Linked DNA regions of Mus musculus: region 1 is linked to region 2. A link is a contact called in ENCODE Hi-C or POLR2A ChIA-PET data. All regions are on one chromosome and are shown on one strand. Each heading gives the region's core, a stretch centred on a gene start or an enhancer-like site at or near the end of the contact. The rest is flanking DNA. Distances are from core to core; before and after follow the strand shown.

Region 1 (7,091 bases), core at 1,058-3,557, 43 kb before region 2:
GTCATAGCCTACAAAGTGATCTTTCAAAATTAGTGGAGAAAGCAAGGTATTTGAAGACAAACGCAAATTAAGGCCAGCCTGCATAAAGTCCTCAGTGGAACACATCATCGGAGGAAGGTGAACGAAGACCTGACTATAGATGGACAAGCCAGGCTTGGGAAAGAAGCAAACACACCTGGCATGGGAGCTCAGCAAAACCTCGGAACTATTATGGGAACAAAGAGAAAAAGCAATAATCTAGCAAAACAGAACCTCACCTAACACATTTACAGAAAATAGCGAAGCCCTTTCTACAATAACCTTAATACAAATGTCCTCTGCTCAGCACTAAAGAGATACGGATTAAAGAACTGGATTTAGAGATAAGAACCAACTATCTGCTCTCTCCAAGAAACACACTTAGCCAGCAATGACACCCAGACACTTGATATCAAACGGAAAAAAACATCCCAAGCAAATGGACAATGTAAACTGAAACTCATTAGAAGAGATAAAAGGGGCACTAGATTAGGGTTTTTATTCCCCCCCCCCCATGTTTCTTTAGCAGAACAATGGCACTAGGTTTTCCCTTAGGTCCCATGGGATAGGACAGAGGATTTGGAAATAAAATAGCCAGGCTGGGCCACTCAAATTGGCAAAGGAGGCAAAAACATGTTTTGGAAAAAGAGCTAGTCTAGCCAATAAACAGTGCTGGCAGAGCTGGCTCCACCTGCGGGAGGATTAAATTAGATTTATATCCTTCACTTTGTACAAAACCCAGTTCAAAATGGATAAAAACCCTTAAGGTAAAATCTAAAAGTCCTGAAACTTTAGAAGAAAACACAGGCTATGAATACCCCTCAGGAGACTGGGGAAGGCAAGACTGTTTTAAACAGAATACCAGCAGCACAGGAACTAACTCCACCATCAACTGATAGGAACAGGAGAATGACAGTTCTCTGCACAGGACACAGTCAGCAGTTAACAGACAGCCCAGAGAAGGGGAGAAAATCGGTACCCAGTACACTTCAGAGAGGGGATAATGTCCAGAACTTAGAAAGAACTGTGGAGATTAAACGCCAAGGGAATAAAACTGCCAACCAGCAAATGGACAAATGAACTGAATAGACAGATTTTTAAAAAGACACACAGACAGATGGCCAATTTACTATTTTTAAAATTATCCAATACCCCCACCATTAGGGAATGCCAATCAAAACTACTTTGAGGTACCACCTAACCCCAGTCCAAATGGCGTTTGTCAATAAATCTGACCACAAACGTTGGAGAGGATGTGGAGAAACAGGAACTCTTAATTCACCATTGAAGAGAATTCACTGTTGTTGAGGATGCAAACTGATACAGCCCCGTGGAAACCGCTGCAGAGAGGTCTCAAAAAATAAAAATAAAACCAGAACTAGCACGTGACCCAACTAGTCCACTCCTGGGTATACACCCACCAAACCACACCCACCCTATAGATATGTGCACCACTGTGTTAATTACTGTTTAATTCACTATGGCAAAAAATTGGAATCAACAGAGGAGCCAATAATGAAACATATATGTGTGTGTGTGTGTGTGTGTGTGTGTGTATATACATATGTAATGGAATATAATATATCATGTATTATATATAATGGATTATTGCTCAGCTCTAAAGAAAAGTGAAATAAAAATTTGCAAGAAAACAGATGGCCTTAAAATGTATAATATCCAGTGAGGTCACACAGCCTCAGAAAGAAAAAGCCCCATGTCCTCTTCATATGGTGAATCTAGCAAATATTATACACACACATGCAAACAAGCGTGCCTGCCGGTACAGTATGATATGGAGAAGAGAGAACGAGAAAGGCTGAACACCACGGGAAAGGAGGGCTGAATGCAAGGAAAGAATGCGACCTAAGAGAGAGAATATAAATCTGTTTTTCTAGTTCTAACTCCGTCATAAGATTTATTCTTTTGGTTTTGGTAGTGGATAAACAAACACCTAAAGTATATTTGATAGTGAAAGATAAAGTTCACTGAGAAGTCCCACAGCGTCCCTAGGTAGGATTATAATTGCTGAGATGAAACACCGGGACCAAGCTGGGGAGGACAGGGTTTGTCTGGCTTACACATCTTGAATTACAGCCCACTGAGAGAAACCAAGGCAGGAACTCCAGCAGCGCAGGAAGCTGGAGGCAGAGGCTGAGGCAGAGACCATGGAGAGGTGCTGCTCACTGGCTTTCCCCTACCCAGGATCACCTGACGGGGTGGCCCCACCCACAACGGGCTGGACCCTCCCACTTTAATCACCAATTAAGAAGCTGCCCCACAGATCTTACGGAGGCATTTTCTCAGCTGAGGTTCCCTCCTTTCCGGCGATCCTAGCTTGTGTCCAGTTGACATAAACCAGCCGGCACAGCTTCCATCCTGAGTACCTATTCAGCCAGCTGTGAGTTGTCTAAACTCAGGGTCTGGTTAATTTGGGTATGTGGCTGATTTATTTTAAGTTATTTTAACAATAAAGTTTAAAAACCTTTAAAAGTTGTTGTTGTTTTTTTTCTTTCAGACCATGGTTACCACAGTGCCTGACAGGGAGGAGGTCAGAGCCAGAGATGTGGGATGCTGACTCCGAGACCGAGATTTGAACTGACAGAAGCTGATGGGACAGGAGAGCTGGTTGGTCCCCTTGAAACATTTCTAGGATTAAAAAAATAAAAGGCTCGTAACCATGAACCTCAGCTCTGACGAAAGCTTGGAATCTCTGGGGATTGGAAACAAAGGCCATGTTCCCAGTTCTCCCCAGGCCTCTCTCTGGGGCGCTGGGGAGTCTTAAGCTCAGCACGTGGAGCCCACCTGACCTCTGTCACAGGTCTACACCAAGGCCAGGGAGCAAAGCACACCGGCCCTGAGCTTGGCGTGAGGAGCGGGGACCCGGTCCTCAGTAAAACACCTGACAGTAACAGGAGCCCAAGCCCTTTCTCCGTCCAAGCCATGATTGGGGACGGTGTTCTGGACCCTGTCTGTGTCTCTTGGGCCTCAACTCTCTGACTCTAGATCTTCCGTGAGCCACTCCACATGCCCTTTTAAAAATGTCAAACTCAGGGCCAGTGTGATGCTGCTGTGGGTAAAGACACCTGCTACCACGCATGGTTATTTGCTTGATCCCTGTCACTTTCATGGTAGAAGGAGAGAACCAATTCTCATGGGCTGTCCTCTGATCTACACACACACACACAACACACACACACACACAAACACATACTAAATAAATGAATAAAAAATTTTAAACTCAGATTTAAATTTAATTATCTTATATACATTCATAGCACTGCCTGTTAGCAAATATACCCATGGAATCAGAACTCAGACTTGAAGCCAGAAGGCAGCACCCAATGGCTCTGGGGCTCTCTGCCCTGCAGGTGCAATCTCTAACTGGATTTTACCTGTTTTTGAGCTTTATCTGTAAGTGGTGTCTTAGTCAGGGTTTCTATTCCTGCACAAACATCATGACCAAGAAGCAAGTTGAGAAGAAAGGGTTTATTCAGCTTATACTTACACATTGCTGTTCAGCACCAAAGGAAGTCAGGACTGGAACTCAAGCAGGTCAGGAAGCAGGAGCTGATGCAGAGGCCATGGAGGGATGTTACTTACTGGCTTGCTCAGCTTGCTTTTTTATAGAACCCAGGACCACCAGCCCAGGGATGGCACCACCCACAATGGGCTGGGCCCTCACACTACCTCATCACTAATTGAGGAAATGCCTTATAGCTGGGCCTTACAGAGGCATTTCCTCAAGGGAGGCTCCTTTCTTTGTGATAACTCCAGCTTGTGACAAGTTGATACACAAAACCAGCCAGTGCAAGTGGGTTACCAGTTAACATGTCCATGAGGAAGCTAGCTAGGGCTGGGGGAAGCAAGCTAAGAGCAGCTCTCCAACCTGCATGAACAGGGCTGAAGTCAGGGTCCACAGGTTAGCCGGGTGCAGCCATGTAAGGGCCTACCCTGTTGGTAGATGAAGGAGGCTTCCTTTCTGGGAACGGGTCTGCTCCCAGGCCAAACAGGGTGGTATTCTGGAAGTCCCTGAACTGGCCGGGGGAGGAAAGGATCTGTGATGGTAAATTCTGGTCAAATGGACTGAACAGGAAAAATCTTAGAAAATTCACAGAGCTCTACTGTGTCGGATCTGAAATGTCCCTAAAAGCCCATGTGCTGAAAGTTCAGTTCCAAGCCTGAGGCACTACGGGAAGATGGTGGAACCTTTAAGAGTGTGGCCTAGTGGGTGGAAATGAGGTCACTGGGAATATGCCTTTGCTCCTCCCCTTTCTGTTCCCCGATAGTGCTTAGGGAGGAGTGGCACCTTTGCTACACTCTCCTCCCTTGGTGTGAGCCAGTCTAATATCTCCATCTTTAATTAATTAATTTATTTATTTTTCCATTTTTTATTAGGTATTTAGCTCATTTACATTTCCAATGCTATACCAAAAGTCCCCCATACCCACCCACCCCCACTCCCCTACCCACCCACTCCCCCTTTTTGGCCCTGGCGTTCCCCTGTACTGGGGCATATAAAGTTTGCGTGTCCAATGGGTCTCTCTTTCCAGTGATGGCCGACTAGGCCATCTTTTGATACATATGCAGCTAGAGTCAAGAGCTCCGGGGTACTGGTTAGTTCATAATGTTGTTCCACCTATAGGGTTGCAGATCCCTTTAGCTCCTTGGGTACTTTCTCTAGCTCCTCCATTAGGAGCCCTGTGATCCATCCATTAGCTGACTGTGAGCATCCACTTCTGTGTTTGCTAGGCCCCGGCATAGTCTCACAAGAGACAGCTACATCTGGGTCCTTTCGATAAAATCTTGCTAGTGTATGCTAATTTATTTATTTAGTGTATATTTATATGTGTATGTATGTATGCATACATGTATGTTTGTATGCATGTATATTCATGTTTGCTCATGCCGTGGCTCCTGCATGGAGGTCAGAGGTCAGAGTATGATCTCAGGCTGCAGTTCTCACCTTCCACCTTGTTTGAGACAGGGTCTTTTATTTTCTAATTCTTGCTGCCCTATCCGCCTCTGGGAGTTCTCCCTGTAGGAACACTGGCTTTTGCATGGGCTCTGGGGATTTGAACTTGGACCCTTGTGATTTGTTTTACCCACTGAGCCATCTCCCCAGCCTTAACAACCACTAGTTACAGCTGCTCATACATTCTGTTGGTTCTGTTCTTGCTCATGAATACAAAGCATGGGAACGCAGCTTCTAACCACCTGCAGCTCGCTTGTCTACTGATCATCTTACTTCATCCAGACTTGGGAACTGTCCCAGCCACTTAGCACTACAACTGGCAGGTGGCAGGTGGTGGTAGAAGGAAGGACCCAGAAGGAGCCACTACAGATCAGCTTCAGTGATGAGTCCCCATGGCACATGAGAACAGGATTGTGTCCTTTGAGTAGAGACCCAATTGGTCTCTCTTGGGCAATGGCTATAGGCCTCCACTGCAGCTCTCTGCAGACAGATTTGAGTCAGATTCCATGTCCAGCAAAATCCCTGAGACATGCCAAGTGCAAGCATGTGTGTTTGGGGTGAGGGTGGGGGTGCTTGCCTCCACATTTAGCACGTCACCACAGAAGCAACCAAGTGTGCTGGGGGAGTGTAGACACAGTCCAGCCCCCTTATGTCTGAGGGAGTGCCATTCTCCTGTATAGTCTTTGGCTGGTAGTGGCAGCAGCAGCAGCAGCTAAGAACTTGTTCAGAACGCAAGTGTTCAGGCTCAGTCAGGATGTGAAGTTAGATAAGTGTGGCTCAGCACCGCACGGTTTAATACGCTCTGGGGATTAAGATGCATGTCTCAAGTATGCAAGCCTAGAAGTAGAGATTGTAATCAGTCAGCCCCAGATTCAGAGATCATACTCAGAAGGTTCAGGCCTGTGCACCAAGATTACAGGTGAGTGGGAGGGACTTAATTAAGAGTAGGAAGTGGGGAATAGGAAAATAGAGGCTCTAATTGGGGTTGGGGGAAGGAAATCAATTCAAGATATTAAGTATATATATGTATATACACACACACACCATGTGTGTGTGTGTGTGTGTGTGTGTGTGTGTAGTTTAAATGAAGTTAACCCACTGTAGAGAGAATCTCATATAAGTAACAATAAAATAGCCCATGACCAATGAGGTGAGGCAGGAAATAGGAGGTGGGACACTGGCAGGAAGAGAGAGGATTCTGGGAAATCGTGAGAAAATAATGAGCGATCTGAGCTAGAATAAGAGGGGTGTTGAGGAAGACTCCAAGGAAGAAGCAGCTCACACTGAAGGAGAGGTAACTTACCATGTGGAAAACAGAATAGTTTGAATAGGTTAAATATGTCACAAGCTAGTCAGGGGATAGCCTAAGCTTGTGGCTTAGGTATTTATTAAGAAATAATTAATCTCAGAGTCATCATTCCCGGAGCAGGGGCTGGGAAGGAACAAATGGATTATTTTTTTACAAGCCCCTTGAACTGACAATGCTTTTCCTAAGAGCCATAGACTATCTAACAAATATCCCAGCACCACGCGTGAGAAGCCCCCTCTCAAGTTGTTGGCTGGAGGAATTTAAGAGATTCCCCAAAACAATACAAGCTTGCAGTTGGTTGTCTCTCTGAGGTTGAAGGTGACTCCCTATGGCTGATACACCATGACTTAGGACAGAGGACCTGGAGGAGCTGAGCTGGAGGTTGCCGAGAGCCTCCTCCCGGAGGACCAGCTTCCTCAATCTTGGAAGTGCTATGGAAGCTGCTAAAGTAAGCAATAGTCCTGCCCAGCTGTGATGCCTTCAGCCATAGCAACGACCAACAAGGCAAGGTCATGCTGCATTAGTGGCTCTTATATCTTGGCAGAAACCAACAGCTATCTAATTGGATTTAAAGCTTGCTCAACAGGAGGGAAATCATGCATGCTACCATAAACCCAGCCAACTACCCCAGGGTAGTGAGGTCATAGACCTTAGAGAAGAGCCTACTAATACCACTTGATTAAACTAGTCTAACTCCCAACAATATACTAAATAGTTATCTACAGGTGAATGTGGCTACCAGCCCTCACCACAGAACCTTCTCTTCGCAGCAGATAGATGTCTGACGAGCTG
Region 2 (6,868 bases), core at 1,603-4,102:
GGCTTCAGCTCTTCCTGACAGGGAAGAAAGAAGGCGTCCTCGGAGGCTTCTGTTCCGTGTGGTGACCTGTCACATTTTCAGATATATAATTAAAAGTGTGGTCTGCTCTCAGGACACATGGTTTGCCTGTTGGCTCTGTCTCAGTGCTTGGATTCAGCCCCTGGAATTACAGGTTTTATAATGAAGAATTAGAGTGGTATGTTGAGTAGGTGGTGTAGAGGGAAATGTTCACTGTGCTCCTTCCACCCAGCATGTGCACCTGTTCAACTAGCACAAAGGCCTGCATGTCTCCTGCAGGGGAACTTGGGGAGCCAGCCAGTCATTGGTGAGAAGTGAGTGCCTTGCTGAGATTTGAGGAGGTGCAGTGCCTTGGAAGTGGCCCTTCCCAAAACAGGGTTGACAGGACACACCCCCATCCCCACCCCCACCCCCACCCCCAAGACACTTTCGAGCATCCCTTGAAGGTCAGAACTCTCTTGGAAAACCAAGTGCTTGGCTCCGCAGCTGCAGCAGTGTTGACTCCTTAGAGACCATATTGACTCCTGACCCTATTTCTCAGCTGCAGAATTGGAGGCTTCAAGGTGACACTTGAACCCTGAGTTGACAGTAGGAGTGGCAAGGAGATCTTGGTCACAAACTATGAGCCCTTAGCCAACAGGGGGATGGGAAAGTGCAGAGGAGCTGGGCCTCCCCTGCTTGAGTGCTTCTGGGAGCTGCACTAGAAGCGAGCTACTTTCCCTGGCCAGGTCCTGGGGCAACCCTGGGGCAAGGGATAAACACAGAGTGCAGGCATCTTCCCAGACACACCTCTCCAGCTCAGCCTCCTTATTTGTGGTAATCAGAGTCGGAGTGTGACAGCTTCCTGTCACCTGCCATGATTAGCAGGTGGCCTGTGGAGGAGAGTATGAATATTCTCCAAAACAAGGCCCCCTGGTATAGGCCAAGTGAGGCAGAGGGTAAACAGAGCCAGGAGGTCTAGAGCAGGTCCCACTTGGAAGTGGGAGGCCATTTTCCGAAAGCCAGGTCCCTCTCCAGTTCTTGGCCACTGGCACTGAGCACTGAGGCAGGAAACCTAAAAGCAAAGCACCATTTTCCGTTTCTAAATTATTTTATTTTAAATAAAAAATAATAATAAAGACCTCACACAATAGAAATGTAGAGATTTTGTTCATGTCACATTGACACTGGAACTATTAAAGTGCAAGTTTTGTGTTTTGTTTTTCTTTTGGGTAATTGCACACACACATGTAAACAAGTCACTTGGCTATGATTGAACACCCCCCCCCCCCACCTCCAGCCAAAGTTTCCAGTTTGCTGAGGACAGAGGTGGCTGACAGCGGCCATGGCAACACCAATCACAGACAAGATAATGCCCTATTATTAGTCCTGCCCTGAAGCGAGCAGGACAGTTACTTTAAGTCTCACAGGCTGATGAACTTCACACGCTTTTTCTCAAACCTCTTGAGAAAAATGCCAAGCGCCCCTCTGCTGGGTCCTGGCATCCCAGAATCGGAGGTGACAGCTCCTGTCTTAGCTAGTTCTCTTTCCTTTCACAGCAGGTGACTGTCCCTTACTGGCTTGGTCTCCCCGGGCTGGGTCTCAGGGAGGGAAGGAGAAGGCCAATTGGCGCTCCTGTGGCACGGACCGCTAGTCCAGGAATCCGATTTGACTTTTGAACAAAAAAGGTCCTCAGGTTGTGTGGCTGACCCTGGGGGCTCCTAACTGATGACACAGCGCTCCTTGTCCTTAGCCTGGCTGCCGACACTGGTTTTTTCACGAATGTACATGAGGTCGCTGTGCACGCTGGGTCTGCGAGCAAAGGGCGCCAAGATGCCAAAGGCATCGCCGTGGTCGCCCCCGCCTCCGCTGCCCGCACGCAGAAGCTTCTTGTTCCTCAGAGCCTTCTTGTGCAGTACGTCGCAGTACTGCACAGATACCTTGCGGTGCAAGTCGGGGCTCATCTCGCTAGGCAGCTTGGCCATGGCAAAGAGCGCACGGAACATCTGGTCCAAGCTGCTGTTCTTCTTGGCTGAGATCTCGAAGTAGGCACAACGCTGAGGGTCGTCACCCACCAGCTGCTCAATCTCCCGCTGCTCTACTTCCCGGTAGAAGTCCCGGTCCCCTTTGTTACCGCAAATGACCAGCGGCACGTCCACATTCTCTTTGGTTTTGTTCTTGAGACAGGACTTGGTGTCTAGGATCTGCTGTTTGAGCCTTTGCACCTCTTCGAATGAGTCGCGGTTGTCTAAGCTGAACACCAGAATGAAAACGTCTCCTATAAGGGAACGAGTGGGAAAGGTGAGGACAGCTGCCAGGCACAGAGCTGCAGACACCCCAGGTGAAGGGGCAAGCCCCAAGCACAACACACCAGCCCCATCCACTCCCCTCAAGACTCCGGTCCCCCTATCCCCGTCGACTCCCCACTCACCTGTGAGGATAGAGAGGCGCCGCATGGCGGGAAACGGATGATTGCCGGATGTGTCCAGTATGTCCAACTGGTAGACTTCGCCGCGGATCGAGTAAAACTTTCGGTGGAAGTCCTCGATGGTAGGGGTGTAAGCATCCTCGAAACGGCCCGTGAGGAAGCGCGACACAATGGCCGTCTTGCCCACTTTGGATGAGCCGAGGATGACCATCCTGTAGCAGTTCTTGGCCGGGATACTCAGTTCAGAGTCGCTTGGGCACATCTTCTTGATCATCGCGGCCAGTTTCATTGGGTAGAGGGGCCCCAGGGGCGGATGCGTGGCCGAGAGAAGGTAGAGAGAGGGCTGCAGAGAACTCCGGAGTGACGGAAGAGCTTGGCTTCGGGACTGCGCGAGCTGGTCTGGGCTCTTGGGTACAGACAGCAGGCTCAGGCTTTCCGCGCCCCACACCGCCCTTATATTCAGTTGGCCGAAGCCCGGCCAGGCACCTCCCAGCTAAGGTGCGTCACGTCCCGCCCCCGGACGCGCCCAGCTCCTCCTAGACGCAGCGACCTCCGCCTTGGAGCCTGAGGCTCCTCTTCAGACCTACGTGCGCTGAAAGGAAAACTAAATCCAAACTACGGCCAGTGGGATCCGGCGCTTCCCACTTTTGGCCGCAGAGGTCCTGGCTGTGCCTTTGATTCACTTACCTCTGGGATCTCCATTCTCTTAACACTAGTGCACAGACACCCACTTTTCTTGGGCCTTAGTTTCCCCAAAAAATATTATCTGATGATAGCAACAGATTTGCTGGACATTTGCCCCAGGGCCAACCCCTTAGGTCCCCGGACTCTTGGTGCTCTCCTGGGCTTAGTGTCCGGTGTTTGTGGGTTTTCTATGTTATCGTCCGCGCTTTGCGCTTCAGCCACCAGAGGGAAGCAGGGAGCCCCACGGACCCGCTGGGATGCCTAAGGTTGTGGCCACTCTGGAGAGGGGCAGGAGGCTGGCTGGGGACCCTGACGGGGAGCGCTGTCATGGACTTCCTGTGCTCTACTTTCCCAACTAGAGAGAATCTGATCGATGGGGACCTCAGTAGAGGAGAGTCTGTACCTGACTTCATACTTCGAGACAAGCCCCTTTAAAAAAAAAAAATCAAAACAGGCCAGAGTACCTACAGCCTCCTATGGCTTTCGGGACTTTCCCCTCTCGTGGGCCAATTCATCGTCATTTTGCACTGAGGTGGCTGACTGGGGCCGATGATCTCAGAGGAGGCCTGGAAGCACAACCTTCACTGTAGTTCAGTTTCCCTTTCTGAAAGATGACACTGGTTCCTTGATTGTAAAGATTAAGTACAAACACGTTCCGAGACCAGGGCCTGGTCAGAACAATAAAAGTATAGTATCAGGGAGGCTGCCTAGGGGAGGAAGCCGGTGGCAGGTTGATCAGTAACCAGGACTGAGTGATGCTTGAGGAGAAACGGGACGCGTCTGCTGCTTGTAACTGACGACACAGGTGAGCTGTGTTTATTCTGCTCTGACCTCGTCTTATTTAGGAGAGGCCCAGAGACCGAGTGGCTGACAAATGCCCCTTGCCCATCCAGGCAGTCTTGGTGTCCCACAGGCAGGGCTAAAGTCATTCCCACCCATCCAGATGCTTGCACTATGATCCAGGATTTCAACAGAAACCCAGTCTCTAGATCAGCAGTGGGCATCCTGCCTGGAGCCCATGCAACGTAGGTGTATTGATTTGGTGGTCCCTGTGCTAAATGATAATGCTCTCCCTGGAGACAGAGAAGCAACACTCTGCATTTAACAGATGGGGGAACTGAAGCACAGGGAAGCACGCTGCTGGCCACCTGGCTCCCAGTCTTCCCTTCCTCCCCTCTGCCTGTGCCCCCACAACAGAGCCCACTACACAGGCTGCTGCGGTTGTCTGGCCCGTTTCAATCTAGCAGGATATCCATATTCACTCCCCTTCCTCCCAGGCTGCTTCTACATCCATATCAATTGAGGAACCCGGGACTCATCAGCTAGATCTAGGACAGGCCAGTTGGGGTGAGTCCTTCACCTCCTGGTTCCTGCCCTTGCCCCTGCTCCCCTCCCTTCACCTGGGGTGTCTGCCCTCATCTGGGAGAAGGACCTGTGCCTCAGCCAAACACAGGACTGCTGCATTCAGTAATAAGCATAGAGTGTCACTGCAGGAAGAGGCCTCTTAAGGGGGCAAGTAATGGCTGCGCACCCGGCTGAGGCCCTTCTCCTCTGCCTCCAGAAGGCACTGTGTGGAAGGCTGGGGCTCTGACTCAGGATGGGCAGAGCCAATGTCACCATTCCCCTGAGTCTTCAGTCCCAGGAAAATCCAAGGAATAAGAAGAGAGGGATGAGCTGGGCAGAGGTGGTGCACGCCTTTAATTCTAGCACTTGGGAGACAGAGGCAGGTGGATTTCTGAGTTCGAGGCCAGCCTGGTCTACAGAGTGAGTTCCAGGACAGCCAGGGCTACACAGAGAAACCCTGTCTCAGAAAAACCAAAAAAAAAACAAAAAAAAAAACAAAAAACAAAAAACAAAAAACGAAAAACAAAAAAACAAAAAAAAGCAAAACCAAGAAGAAGAAGAGGAGGAGGAGGAGGAAGAGGAAGGGGAGGAGGAAGAGGAGGAGGAGGAGGAGGGATGGCAGAATCAAAGCTATGGTCCAGCTCTACCCACAGACATCCAGATGGCCAAGGCTCAGCTTAGATTCATGGCCCTCTCTCCTTCCACTGTCAGTGTCACGACTGGGCCTGACATCTTGCCTCAGTCCCTTCTAGATGCAAGGTGACTGGCAGACACTGGTGGTTTCCTGCCACCTCCGAGGTTCATTTACCCAGCTCAAACACCCTGTCAGGAAGACTCCATCCTCCAGGCGCACAGTCACACAGCCTCTGCCAGCAAGTCTCCGGTCGCAAGAACACTGAGGGGTCTGAAAGACAGGCAGTGCTGTCCCACATAATCCCAACTACCATCTGTGTCCCCCCAGGCCACTGCTCCACAGGGGACAGCATGTGCATCCCTTTCCCAGAAACTCTGGAAGTCACTGTGATGTTTCCTTACCACACAGGTTTGTAGCAGTGTCAGGCTTCCTGCTCAGAACAGAACTCTTACCAACTGATCAAATGCTGAGGGGAGTCCAGCGGAAGCCAAGGGTCTGTAAGCTGGAAATGCCAGCCACACAGCCTCATCCAGAGGCAGAGAGGACTCAGAAGGTTCTTTGAAGTTGGGTCACAAAGAAGGGCATCGGGTGCCACCACATTACCCACAGGGGCCAATCCTACTTGTGCCTGCAAGAGGACCCCACAGGTTGTCTCTGCTCCACTTCCTGTGGGGCCTGGTGGGTAGTCTTTAGATTATTGTGAGGGAGCCTTTGAAATGTGGTTGTAGGACCCCAACCCCTTTCTCATTTACCCTTTACTTCTTGGCCATTGGGTAAGCAGCTTGCCCTACTATGTGCCCCCAACTTGCCCTACTATGTGCCCAACACACATACTGTGCCCAACAGTATGTACTGGCTTCATGTGGGTTCGAAACAACACAGCCAGCAGTCAGGAGGCAGCCCCAGCTCTCTGGCAACCAGCTCACTCCTGGTGGGCTCCATCCCATCCCTGTCTCCTGCTGGATTCCAAGGGACACACTGGGGTTCAGACACATGTGCCCAGTCACATCAGACACATGTGGGTGTATGAAGAGGACACCCATGCTCTGTGGTCTCATTTCTCTCCTCAGATCCCTCTGCAGCCTCTTCTCCTCTCTGAAATTATATGACCTCCATGTCTGCCTTGACTGCTGCCTCCACCCAGTAGTCAGGGAGCTGGGGCTGCCTCTTCCCTCTGCCCATACCCACAGCCTTGCAACTGAGCCAACAGGTACATGCGGGGATGCCAGTGATAGAGCTGAGCCTCTCTTGGTGCAGGGGACTGGACAAGAGGACACCAGTGGCAAAGGGGGCATCTCTGCCCCATTTGGTGCCAAGGGTACCAATGCTTCTCTAGCCAGGCCTTACCAGGACACCTGCCTGAGCTTCTGGATAGGGCGTGCATGGTACTCTCTACAGTGAGGAAACAGGTAAAGACTTCTTGCTTCAGTGGTCTTTGCACTTTTCGCCACCAGAAGGGGTATGAGGGAGGGACAGAGCTCAGGATGACAGCCCTAGACTCTGTCATGGGCCCAGGGCAACAAGGCTCTGGGCCATACTAATAAAAGGTGTGGTTCTTGTCTGCCCAACCAGGGTCTCCAGCCAATGCTCTGGCCTGGGGCTGGGAGGGGAAGCCCAGGCCTCCTCAGAGGGCCTGGAAATGTGAGGCAGGAGACCTGTGCACAGTTAGGTGGCAAGCCCGGGGCACTTGTAAAAGCCCATGTGAGCCTTGGGTGACAACAGGATGTCAGGAGAGGGAGGCAGCCTTAGATGCTGTCTCATGAGCCCCAGGACTAGATAGC

The links. Hi-C counts contacts between places; a loop is a spot of excess contacts on that map. ChIA-PET counts read pairs that join two places held with the same protein, here RNA polymerase II (POLR2A).
Region 1: POLR2A ChIA-PET joins it to region 2 with 19 read pairs in embryonic stem cell. The contact joins the promoter of 1810063I02Rik here to the promoter of Rasd1 in region 2. A Hi-C loop is called at or near these places in 1 of 37 maps with a recorded cell type or tissue (T-helper 2 cell). POLR2A ChIA-PET finds 5 or more read pairs at or near these places in 4 of 5 experiments (Patski and embryonic stem cell).

The regions. Positions count from the first base shown.
Region 1 is chr11:59,919,192-59,926,282 of GRCm38, forward strand. It overlaps 1810063I02Rik (RIKEN cDNA 1810063I02 gene), which reads left to right and starts at 2,308. Exons shown (of 2, transcript NR_130986.1): 1 at 2,308-2,416; 2 at 2,534-2,698.
Region 2 is chr11:59,962,092-59,968,959 of GRCm38, forward strand. It overlaps Rasd1 (RAS, dexamethasone-induced 1), which reads right to left and starts at 2,853. Exons shown (of 2, transcript NM_009026.5): 1 at 2,429-2,853; 2 at 1,090-2,275. The coding sequence starts at 2,714. The coding sequence ends at 1,719. It overlaps Med9 (mediator complex subunit 9), which reads left to right. Exons shown (of 2, transcript NM_138675.3): 2 at 1-1,215.